Linked DNA regions of Homo sapiens: all the other regions are linked to region 3. The links are chromatin contacts, found by Hi-C or POLR2A ChIA-PET in ENCODE. All regions are on one chromosome and are shown on one strand. The core of a region is the stretch at or near the end of the contact, and the rest is flanking DNA. Distances in the headings are between cores, read along the strand shown.

What was found. A loop is a pair of places that touch in the nucleus more often than their neighbours do. ChIA-PET counts read pairs that join two places held with the same protein, here RNA polymerase II (POLR2A). Pooled maps may share reads with other maps.
Region 1: a loop to region 3 is called in a map of PC-3, with 4 times the contacts of the local background. The contact joins two enhancer-like sites. A Hi-C loop is called at or near these places in 3 of 168 maps with a recorded cell type or tissue (Caco-2, HepG2 and PC-3) and 2 of 50 pooled maps. POLR2A ChIA-PET finds 5 or more read pairs at or near these places in 3 of 52 experiments (HepG2, Panc1 and activated CD4-positive, alpha-beta T cell).
Region 2: a loop to region 3 is called in a map of IMR-90, with 2.2 times the contacts of the local background. The contact joins the promoter of STPG4 here to the enhancer-like site in region 3. A Hi-C loop is called at or near these places in 3 of 168 maps with a recorded cell type or tissue (HepG2, IMR-90 and posterior cingulate gyrus). POLR2A ChIA-PET finds 5 or more read pairs at or near these places in 10 of 52 experiments (B cell, CD8-positive, alpha-beta memory T cell, GM12878 and 7 more).

Annotation. Positions count from the first base shown.
Region 1 is chr2:47,075,592-47,079,113 of GRCh38, reverse strand. TTC7A (tetratricopeptide repeat domain 7A) reads right to left here. Exons shown (of 20, transcript NM_020458.4): 20 at 2,991-3,522. Among named protein-coding and RNA genes, the nearest start is that of STPG4, 78 kb to the left of the region's middle. Within about 2 kb of position 2,098, at least 20 of the 41 ENCODE cell types and tissues checked have a DNase peak (open chromatin) inside an H3K27ac peak, as active enhancers do; they include PC-3, where a contact is called at or near this core.
Region 2 is chr2:47,153,935-47,157,524 of GRCh38, reverse strand. STPG4 (sperm-tail PG-rich repeat containing 4) reads left to right here and starts at 2,217. Exons shown (of 7, transcript NM_001163561.2): 1 at 2,217-2,354. The coding sequence starts at 2,274. RefSeq lists an enhancer at 1,540-1,699.
Region 3 is chr2:47,117,440-47,120,989 of GRCh38, reverse strand. The region is part of intron 5 of STPG4 (sperm-tail PG-rich repeat containing 4); the gene reads left to right. Among named protein-coding and RNA genes, the nearest start is that of STPG4, 36 kb to the left of the region's middle. Within about 2 kb of position 1,814, at least 3 of the 41 ENCODE cell types and tissues checked have a DNase peak (open chromatin) inside an H3K27ac peak, as active enhancers do; they include IMR-90 and PC-3, where a contact is called at or near this core.

The DNA of each region.
Region 1 (3,522 bases), core at 849-3,348, 42 kb after region 3:
TATTAAGGGGAACAGGGCACCATTTATGCAACCTGTTCTCAAATGGTTCAAGAAACAATGATACGTGTTTTTAAAGAAGTCCACAAGGACTTCTTGCCAAATTCCAGAGACAGTTAAGAGAGTGAGAGACTGAGGGTGAGCGGGAACAAGAACAAGAGAACAATGACAGCCCCCACCTGTGTTGGGGGCCCCTATGTGGGGGTGTCAGCATCTCTGAGGCTGTGGGCCAGCCCATGGGGGACATACTGGTTCTGGAACCCAGCCACGATGCCATCAGCGAGTGGTTAGGATCGTGGGGCCCCACGACCCAACGCAGTTCCCATGGCTGCCCATGCTTTCGGGCATCTTCTGAACACCCTATTTGGGGCAATGTCCAGCCTCTTGTGTGACCGCTGCTTAAGGGTCCTCTACTCCCACTGCAGAGGAGCTGGGGTAGTAGGCATCGCAGAGCACTGTCATTCCTCTGCAGCCAGTGGGGCGAAGCTGGTGGTGGGGCGGGGCTGGCAAGTGGGGGTTCCGGGCACCCAAGAGGCCCCTGGACCCATGTATCTTCCTCTCCTGGGCACTCCCGTAGAGGACTCCTGGTGATGCGAATTTCCATGGATCCCAGAGGGGTCCTTCTGCTCCGGCGATTTGGGGAGGCTCCTGCCTCTGCCCAGAATGGGTGAGGCGGCACTACACAGTGTCTTCCAAGGGCAAGGCCCTGTGCTCCCAGGCCCTGCCCTGTACCAAGTCACTGAGAGTGGAGGCCCCGTGATCTCTTCACCTTTCTTGGGGACAAAACCCACCTCCCAAGGTTGTCGATTGGAGAGGTTCCCAATCAAAGGAGTGATTAGAAGAGAGTTCACTGGTAAGTGAAGCATCGTATTAGCAGTACAGTGCAGGAGGCATGTTACTATTCCCATTGTCATCTTCATTCCAAGACCAGAAGCAGGACAGGAGCCCCTCCATGGATGGACCCTAAGGTGATGATGATGCGAAGGAGAAAGGAGGGTGTTTAAGGGGCTGTGTTCTGTTGTCTGCCCTCTCTAGAGGGACCTGCATTGTACCCATTGCCCAGAAAGGACATGGCATGGCGTGATGGGCTGACACAGGCAGGGGACCAGAAGGGCCCAGGGCATTGCCCACTTAGCACTCCAGCTGCAAAAGCAGCCGTATGTGTCCTGAGGCCCATGGCTCCTGGTCATAGCTGATTGGATCAAGAGAAGGCACCTATCCAAGGAAAATCAGTCTGCGGGCTGCCTAGTGACCCATGGAAATATGAGTGGGACCAATCAGATCCTCTCGTTCAAGATTTAGCCATTAGGAGGGGAGTGGCCAAAGTGCTGTAGGTGGTAGGTCAGTCAGGAGTGGGGCTGGAGGGCCAGGGCAGTGTTGAATATGGTTCTAGGGGAGCAGCACCTCTCCGTGAAGTCAGTAGCGGGAAGAGGAGGGTGGAGCCAGCAAAGGCAGAGAAGATAATTGCTCACGTGTATTGAGTGATAATTGCTGATGTGTATTGAGCAATTACTATGGGCCAGGCACTGTTCTAGGATCACTTAATCATAATCCACAGAGCAGGCACTATACCACCATTCTTATTGTACAGATGAAGAAACGGCTGAAGAGAGATTAAGAAACTTGCTCAAGGCCACACAGCTCGTAGTGGTAGAGCTGCACCTTCAAGCTCAGACTGGTGACTGCAGTGTCACCCTGCTGTCTCCTTCACGGTGTGTGGCTGCTTTGGCCCCAGGCCTGGGCACTCCATTTCCTGCCCTAGGGCTCCAGTGAGCTCCCTCTTATCTTTTGAGTTACCTTCAGGGTGTCTCTGTTCTTTGCAACTGAAAGAGCTTGATGAAAATTCTAAGAAGTTTCTGGCAGGGGACGGGTGGTGGGGGGATCCTTTCGAGTCAGGAACTCCCTGACCTCTCAGGATCCTTTGGATCAGTACCTCATGGGTCAGTTTCACAGGCCACTTAGGCATGAGGCTCCCTGCCCGTGGGTCATCATCAAAGTCTAGGCGGATGGGGAGGTTTGGTTAGTCAGAGGCTTCCCAAGCCCAAGAAATATTTGCACAGTGACGACATCTGAGTGCTGGGTGGGGGATAGGAGTGCAACAATGAGCACTTTGGTACCAGAAAGGAGTCTGGGTGGTGGCGGCTGAAATGCCATTCATATTTGTGCCTGCAGGAAACACTATTCATATGTAAGTGCACAAGTGGGAGCTGTGTCCTGGAAAGTGGCACGTGGGTGGAAGTCTGAGGGGGTGAGAGGCAGTCTGAGGTCTGTCCCCAGACTCTAACCCTGGTCCCAGCATGGTGTGTTTAGACACAGGAGCCAGGTGCCTCACTCTCCAGTGAGGGTTTCTTTGTGAGCACAGGGCCTGCAGATGGGCAAATGGGGTAAGGCAGTGCCTGGGGCCCTGAGCAGGTCTCCACCGCTGCGTGACTCTCCAACATTCGACCAACTTAAGGTCAGCTTGGGAAACCCTGTTCCCGTCAGAAGAGGAAGGCAGAGCCTTCCCTCCTTCCACATTCCCTCCATTCCCCTCCCGGCAGGATGAGTTTCTAAGCCTCTCCCCCAGGCTGGCAGACACCCCCTGCCACCTAAGGTGGCCTGTACTTCTCGCCCAAGGAGGCCATCAGCTGGGGGTTAGGGTACATGACAAGAAGTTTGATACCAAGTGTTCAATCACTCAAGCTTGTAAATGTGTTACCTTAAAATAAGGCCACAGCAAGAGAAGCTGGGCACCCAAAGGCTGCAAGCAAAGCCCTTCCTTATGGGGACAGCAATGTCTGGCTGAGCGTGGCGCGGAGGGTGGGCACTGGGGGAGGCCAGGCCGCCGGGAGGCGCGGCAAGAGGGAAGAGTCCAGACGGCCAAGAACAGCCCTGGGTTTGAGGGGAAGCCTCAGGGCAGCTGTCTTCAAAATGAGGTGGCTGCAGCCTTGGGGGTGCTATGGTGACCCCCTGGGGTACAGGAAGAAACAGAGCTTCTGTGTAAATGAGCAGCGTTCTTTAGAGTTGTTTTAATGCAGGTTATAATATCCACAGTACGTTGGTATGTGGCATAACTTATTAGGGGTGTACTGGTATGGACTTCTCAGCAGAGGTGGCCAATCTGAACAAGGCCCAGGTCCCTCCCATGCCTCCTCTCCTAGGCTTCTTCCCTGCAGCTGAAGGTGGCCCATCAGCAATGCCCGAGGGGATCTCTGTTCAGACGTGAGTCCTGCCTTGGCCTCTCCCAGCAATGCCCAGAGGCAGCAGGGGCTTCAGGGGTCGCCCTGGACAGGTCAGAGGCCAGGATCAGCCCTGCCTGGACCCCTCTTGCCTCCTCCTACCCTCTCCAGGCTTTAGCCCAGCCTTAGCAACACTCTCACCAGCTCAAATCCACATTTTCCCAGAGGGTCCTCCCTCCCATCCTTCCTTTCCCACATCCCTCCCCAGGTGGGCCCAGGTCTTGGCTTCGATGCCTTCTCTGGCCTCCCTCATCCTGCAACAGCCCCTCCTGTCCAGGGCCTGGCTCAAGGCTGGTGTGGGAGCTAC
Region 2 (3,590 bases), core at 968-3,467, 36 kb before region 3:
ATGAAATGAGGCACAGGGAATGGACTTGATTAATCTCTTAACATTTGTGAGAACTTTGGTATTGCCTCTTCACTTTCTAATTTCAGTTGTTCATTTTAAACCTAGTGCCTGTTTTTTTTTTCAAGGCTATGTTAAATGAATTTAGAATCCCAGTATTTTAAGAAACTAGATGAAGTCCTCTAGTCTCTTGCTCCTCAAAAAGTCACCTACAGAATCACCCAGGAGCTTGTTGGAAATGCAGAATCTTAGGTCCTGCCCCAGAATTGGAATCAATCTGTTTTTTTAACAAGATCATCAGATATTTTGTATGCATATCAATTTTTGAAAAGCACTGCTGTAATCTAGTCTTGGATTTACTTAGAGGGGAAAACTAGTCAGTGGTTTATTCAACAAATATTTTAGTCCTTGTGTTCAAAGGGGTCAATTAAAAACCGTGTTTTGGGTGTTTAAAATTAGAGGAGAAACGATTTGTCATAAAATGAATCTTCCAACAATGATAGGCACAGGGTCCTTTGGGACTTAGTGGATTAGGCTTAGAGGTCTACTCAGAGGAGCTGACCCTTGAGATTTTCCAGGTGGTCAAAGAAAAGAATAGCATTTCATGCAGAAGAGCTAGCATATGTGGAGACAAATAGAAATGTGAAGATGGCATGTTTGGGGTTTTTGCAAGCATGATACAGCAGAGCATGCCATCCTAATAAGAGAAGTGGCCGGGTGTGGTGGCTCAACCTGTAATCCCAACACTTTGGGGGACCGAGGTGGGTGGATCATGAGGTCAGGAGTTCGAGACCAGCCTGACAAATATGGTGAAACCCCGTCTCTACTAAAAATACAAAAATTAGCTGGCATGGTGGCGGGCGGCCGAGGTTGTAGTGAGATCGCGCCACTGCACTCCAGCCTGGGCAACAGAGTGAGACTTCGTTTCAAAAAAAAAGAGAGAAGCGAGAGACTGGATTGTAAATGTTGCTTTTGTCCTAAAGGTAATGACAGCTCACATTTACTGACTGCACTGTGCCAGACATGGTTGTGAACAGTTCGAGTTAATCTTTTTTATAACCTATGTGGATAGGTACCAATTTTATTATCCCCTTCTCTATAGACAAGGAAATAAGCACAGAATAAGTCATTATATGCAACCAGCGTCCAAGTCCTGGTAGTCAAGGGAGGAGAGTGATTCAAGAATGAGGGAATAATCAATGCAGCAATGAAAATTGAAGGCCAAGTTTCATAAGAGCTGAAAATCCCCACTGGATTTGGCACTTGGATCCCTGGTGAGTTCAGGTGCAATTTTAATTAAAAGCTGTGTGCAGGCCAGATTAAGATGTTTTAAGGAAAGTATGGGAAGTGAGAAAAGAGTCCATATTACTCTTGAAAGTTTGTAAAGGGAAGCAGAAACTTCATGGTATAGGGCAGTGGAGCTCTAGAGTCAGGTCTGGATTTTAATTCTGGTTCTGCCATTTGTGTGTGATGCTGAGTGAACTGTGCTAAACGTCCAAGGAAACCTTTGTTTCCTCATCCAGAAAATGAAACTAATACCTACTTTGTAGGGTTGGTATGAAGATTAAATGAGACTAATGTGTGTGAAGTCCCTGGAATACAGTAGGTACTGTATAAAATGAAATTAAGGTTGTGGAGGGTTTGTTTTTAAAGGTGAGAATGTTCCTAGGTTAAGAAGAAGCTACAGCCTAGAGAGGCTGACAATAAAAAGGGTCTATACTGAGAAGAATGGGGTGGTCTGTGGTTTCACAGCTAGTGAAACCGGCTGTGTCTGGTGCTCACTCCACTCTGCAAGTCAGAAGCAAGAGAAGTCAGCCCCAGAGTTTCTATTTGGAGGAGCTTAGAAACAATCTTAGAAAGTGGGTGCTAAGGCAGATTTCTCTTAAGTATGCCTACCAAGCACACTGCCTCCCTGTCTGGGGTGTGCGATTGGTGGTGGATTGGAAGGGAACTAATGGAGATTGTGGGTACGCTCAAGCCCTTAACAAGCCTCCCTTTTCGCAGATCCTTACCCGAGGGCTCTCTAGCAACTCCAGAGCCCTCTAGATTTTCTTCTCACAAGCTTTCATAACCGTCTCTTTTCGAGGGTTTTCCTCTGCGCAGTTCTTCGCGCGGGACCTCAAAGTGCGTGCCCGCTTCCCTTCCCTGCAGCACTAAAGACAAACCTGGCGGGTCCCCCGGAGCGGTCCCAGGCGCGCGCGCTCGGGAGCCCACGGGCCACACCCGCCTCCTAGCAACCGGAGCTCAGGTTCAGCCTAGAGAGAGAGGAGGCCACCATGGACCAGCCAGCCGTCGCCACCGCTTCCACCTCAATAAGGGAAGACCTGGTGGGTGGAGAATCATTCATCACAGCTTCGGTAAGATGGCCTGCCCCTTGCCGGCCTGGCTCCTGCTCCCCTCACCAGGCCCACTACCCTTTTCCCACCGCTCTCTAATCCCAGGCCTTCGTGCCGCTCTCGTTCCCTCTTCCTACCCTTCTCTCCCTGCCCTCACGCACGTCTCCACCTGCGGACCTTCCTTCCTGGTCTTTATTGGACATTTCCTTTGTTTTATTTCTTTTCCCCTTGCTTCTTCCCTTTTCCTTCTCCTTCGCCCTTTGTTTTCTGTATTTTTCCCTTCTTCCCACTACTAATTAAACTGGACAACTGCTTTAATATGGTGATTGGATTTCTTTCCCTTTCCGCTCCATCTGCCGGAAGACTGGGTTTTTCCTTCTGTAGTTTTACTAGACACGTTTTGCTCCGCCTCCTACTTTAATATTTATAAAAATATTTGAAGCTACTTTTGCTACGTTTTTCTTTTAGAGTCTCGCTCTGTCACCCAGGCAGGAGTGCAGCGGTGTGATCTCGGCTCACTGCAACCTCCGCCTCCCGGGTTCAAGGGATTCTCCTGCCTCAGCCTCCCGCGTAGCTGGGATTACAGGCATGCACCGCCATGGCTGGCCTTTGTTACATTTTAAAATAAATGTGGGTGAGGGTTGTTTAACCTAATCTTTTATCTTTCCCCTTAGAGTGAATTTAAAGTGGTAGATAGATGGAATTTAGATCACCTGTCTTGGGCAAAACAAAACAGCAGCTGCCAATTGTCTTCCATTAGATTGATCGCGTTTACTTCTCTCTCCTTCCCATCTCATTTTCCTTATTCTGGGGTAGGGGTGGGAGGCCTGTCTTGACCTGCCTGAGAAAGTTGTATTTCTGTGACTATAAAAGTGCAACAGAGAAGATTCAACATAAATCTCGCGAAGAAGTATCAAAGAAGAAGCTCAGCTTTAGCAGTGTCATGAGAAAATGTTTTTTAAAGAAATTAACATATTTCATAATAAAATAAAGCCCAGTGGTACTCATAAGTACAGTAGATTTAAGTTACTAGACAGGAAGAATGAATTATATCAGTTTTACTGATTATTACTTTTAATGCAGTCCTGCTTGATGACCTATATTTTATAGTAATAAAGGCATTATAAATGAAAGGAGAACTCAACATTTTAATGATTTTATCTAGGACAAACAGCAATATACTAAACGGTTGTGTTCTGTGGACAATGGGCTGAAATAAATATGAAATAATAATGGATGAATGGGTATAGAGTACTA
Region 3 (3,550 bases), core at 565-3,064:
GCTTCACATCTTCCAAAAATATGTCATTCTCTCATGTTGACTGCTGTCTCTCTCTTGGCTCTTTGTGTATGTGTATGTATAGTTGTGTGTTGCGGGGGTAGGGTGAGATAGAACAGGAACCCCCTCTTAGGGACCTGGATGCCCCACCAAACATAAATGTTTTTTATATTTTAAATTCCTTCAAAAATTTTTTCAGATACCTATTGATAGCTAGCCCTGAGAAGTAAATAACTTAATAAAAAAAAGATAACAGTAGCCAAAAACAATAGCCAAGAACACTAAAATCACAGGATGTTTGCTACCCCTATGACCTCTTAACATATGACTGAAACCCGGACCCCCACCAAATGAATGTGCCAGGTCCATAGATGTCAAATAAGGGGGAACTGGGACTAAACTCTAACCACATTCTTTTTTTTTTTTGAGACGGAGTCTTGCTCTTTCGCCCAGGCTGGAGTGCAGTGGCGTGATCTCAGCTCACTGCAAGCTCCACCTCCCAGGTTCACGCCATTCTCCTGCTTCAGCCTCCTGAATAGCTGGGACCACATTCTTATCCTAAATTTCTTTCAGGTGGGACCTGGAAAAAGTCACACCCACAAGCCAGAGCTAACATTCTTTTCTGCTGGTCCCCAGTTTGTTTGTTTTTTGTTTTTGTTTTTGAGACAGAGTCTCACTCTGTCGCCCACGTTGGAGTGCAGCGGCACAATCTCGGCTCACTGCAACCTCCACCTCCCGGGTTCAAGTGATTCTCCTGCCTCAGCCTCCCTAGTAGCTGGGATTACAGGTGTGGGCCACCACGCCCAGCTAATTTTTGTATTTTTAGTAGAGAAGGGGTTTCAACATATTGCCCAAGCTGATCTTGACCTCCTGACCTTAAGTGATCCACCCACGTTAGCCTCCCAAAGGGCTGGGATTACAGGCATGAGCCACCGCCCCTGGCCTGGCCCCCAATTTTTAAACCAAGCCTCTTTTTTATCCAACTGCAAATCAGAAAATCTTTAAATGTACCTATGACCTGTAAGCCCTTGGTTCATGCAATGTCACCCTTTTAGGCTAAATAAAACCAATGTATAACCTCCATATATAATTTACAATTTTGCCTGTAATGTCTGCTTTCCCCACATTTAGCCCTACCCTTAAAAATTCTTACCTGCAAGCCACTGCGGAGGTCAGGACTTAAACATTAGCTGTCTGGCCCTCCTTGCTTGGTGCCCTGCAAATAAATGCCTTCCCGTTTTCTACTACAAACCTCACTTTAGGTATCTGGTCTTACTGCACTGGGTGAGCAGCCCCTAGTCTGTTCTACAATAGTTACGTCTTTTTTTATTTGATGGGAAAAGAATGGAGATAAATGCATGTGTTCAGTTGGCTTTGGAAGCAAGCAGTTAGGACACCAAGTTTTTTCTCCACTGCATGATATTGTATTTCCTTTGAAATGCATGCTTTTAAATGAAGGCTGTGAGTTAATAATGATTTGTTTACTATTAGTACAGAACAACTGAAAAATAATTCAGGCAGGACAATCTACTTGGTATGTGAAATAGCAGAAGGTAGTTGATTGTGACCATTTCTGCCATTGTTCTATTGCTTTTATGGAGGAGATTTTGGGAGATGCTTACTCTGCCACTTTTACTGATATCACCTCATCCATTCCATTTTATAAATAAAAGTGATTCACTGATTTGGAACATCCTGTCCTTTGAAAAAGTAAAAAGAATACTTTTATGGAAAATGTTCCAAGGCAAAGTAACAGCCCAGGGCTGTGATTCATGTCTGTCTTAAACATGCATTCCCAGAGCAGACTTATGGATTTGGTTTAGATCCACAAACTTGTGAACTGCAGAGAGGAAACTCTTTTGATCCCAGCAGTGGGAGATGGTGGCGTGCAGTGTGGGTGTGGTAAAGAAGCAATGTTTGCTGAGAGAACAATGTCTCAAACCTTCGTGTGATAAATGCTGTAATCCTTAGGACATTATAATGTGCCATTCAGCTTTTATACGAAAACTCATTTGGTTGATTTTATCATTCAGTTTAATTGTTCTAAAAATTAGCTTCATAGTTATGGAAGTGTGAAGGATTGTTAAAACTGGAAGAAACTTTATAAATCAACTACAGCATGTAGTAGGGTTAACTTTGATAATGATCTTGACTACCACCCGTTTAGTGTCTTCTGGTGCCAGGTGCAATGTTCAGTGACTGACATAGACTGTCTCATGTAATCCTCATAACTTGGGGAGATAGTATTAATTTATCATCTCTATTTGACAGGTCAGGAAGTGGCCATTAATTGCTCAAGGTCACACAACTATTAAGAGATAGAGTCAGGGCTTAGTTTTTTGGTGACCTCAAAAGCTGGGCTTTGAGCTGTCTTACCACTTAGTGCAGCGGTCCCCAACCTTTTTGGCACCAGGGACTGGTTTCACAGAAGACAGTTTTTCCATGGACCAGGGTTGGAGTGGGGAATGGTTTCGGGATGATTCAAGTGCATTACATTATTGTGCACCTTATTTCTATTATCATTACATTGTAATATATAATGAAATAATTATACAACTCACCATAATGTAGAATCAGAGGGAGCCCTGAGCTTGTTTTCCTGCAACTAGACAGTCCCATCTGGGGGTGATGGGAGACAGTGACAGATCATCAGGCATTAGATTCTCATAAGGAGTGCACAACCTAGATCCCTTGCATGTGCGGTTCACAATAGGGTTCCTGCTCCTATGAGAATCTAATGCTGCCGCTGATCTGATAGGAGCTGGAGCTCAGGCAGCAATGCGAGTGATGGGGAGTGGCTATAAATACAGATGAAACTTCACTCCCTTGCTCGCCCACCCCTCACCTCCTCCTATGAAGCCTGGGGGTTGGGGACCCTGACGTAAGCAACTCGCTTAAAACCTAAAGCCAAGTAGTCAATATTGTGCTGTCAGACCAGGTGCAGTGGCTTAACCATATAATCCCAACATGCTGGGAGGCCAAGGTGGGAGGACCCCTTGAGACCAAGAGTTCAAGACCAGCCTGGGCAACAGAGCAAGACCTCATCTCTATTAAAAAAAAAATATATATATATATATGTTGTACTATCTCTAAAGTGACAACTTCCCCCTGATAACTGAGGCTTGATCATGAGGCCAGGTTTCCCCACTTGACCCCTTTGCAGTAGAATGAGTTCATATGCAAGTTCTTTCATCTGTTCCAGAAATCATTTTGGATGCTTATGTGTGTGACACCCTATGCCAAGTAGGCATTGTTGATACAAAGGCAAGTGAGACATTTTATCAATGCTCTCTTTGTGCTTCAACAGGGCAGGGATAGTCTAAGGTCAGTTATCCAACCAATGTGTATACACGCAAGCACACACAAACTTATACATATTAAATGAGAGTCTGTGATTCACAAGGTGTGTGTCTGGCTAATGTGGGAACTTGAAACATGGCGCCCCAAATTAGACACTGATGACTCAATTTAACATTATCTGTTGGGCCGGGCATGGTGGCTCATGCCTGTTATCCCAGCACTTTAGGAGGCCGAGGCAGGCAGATCACCTGAG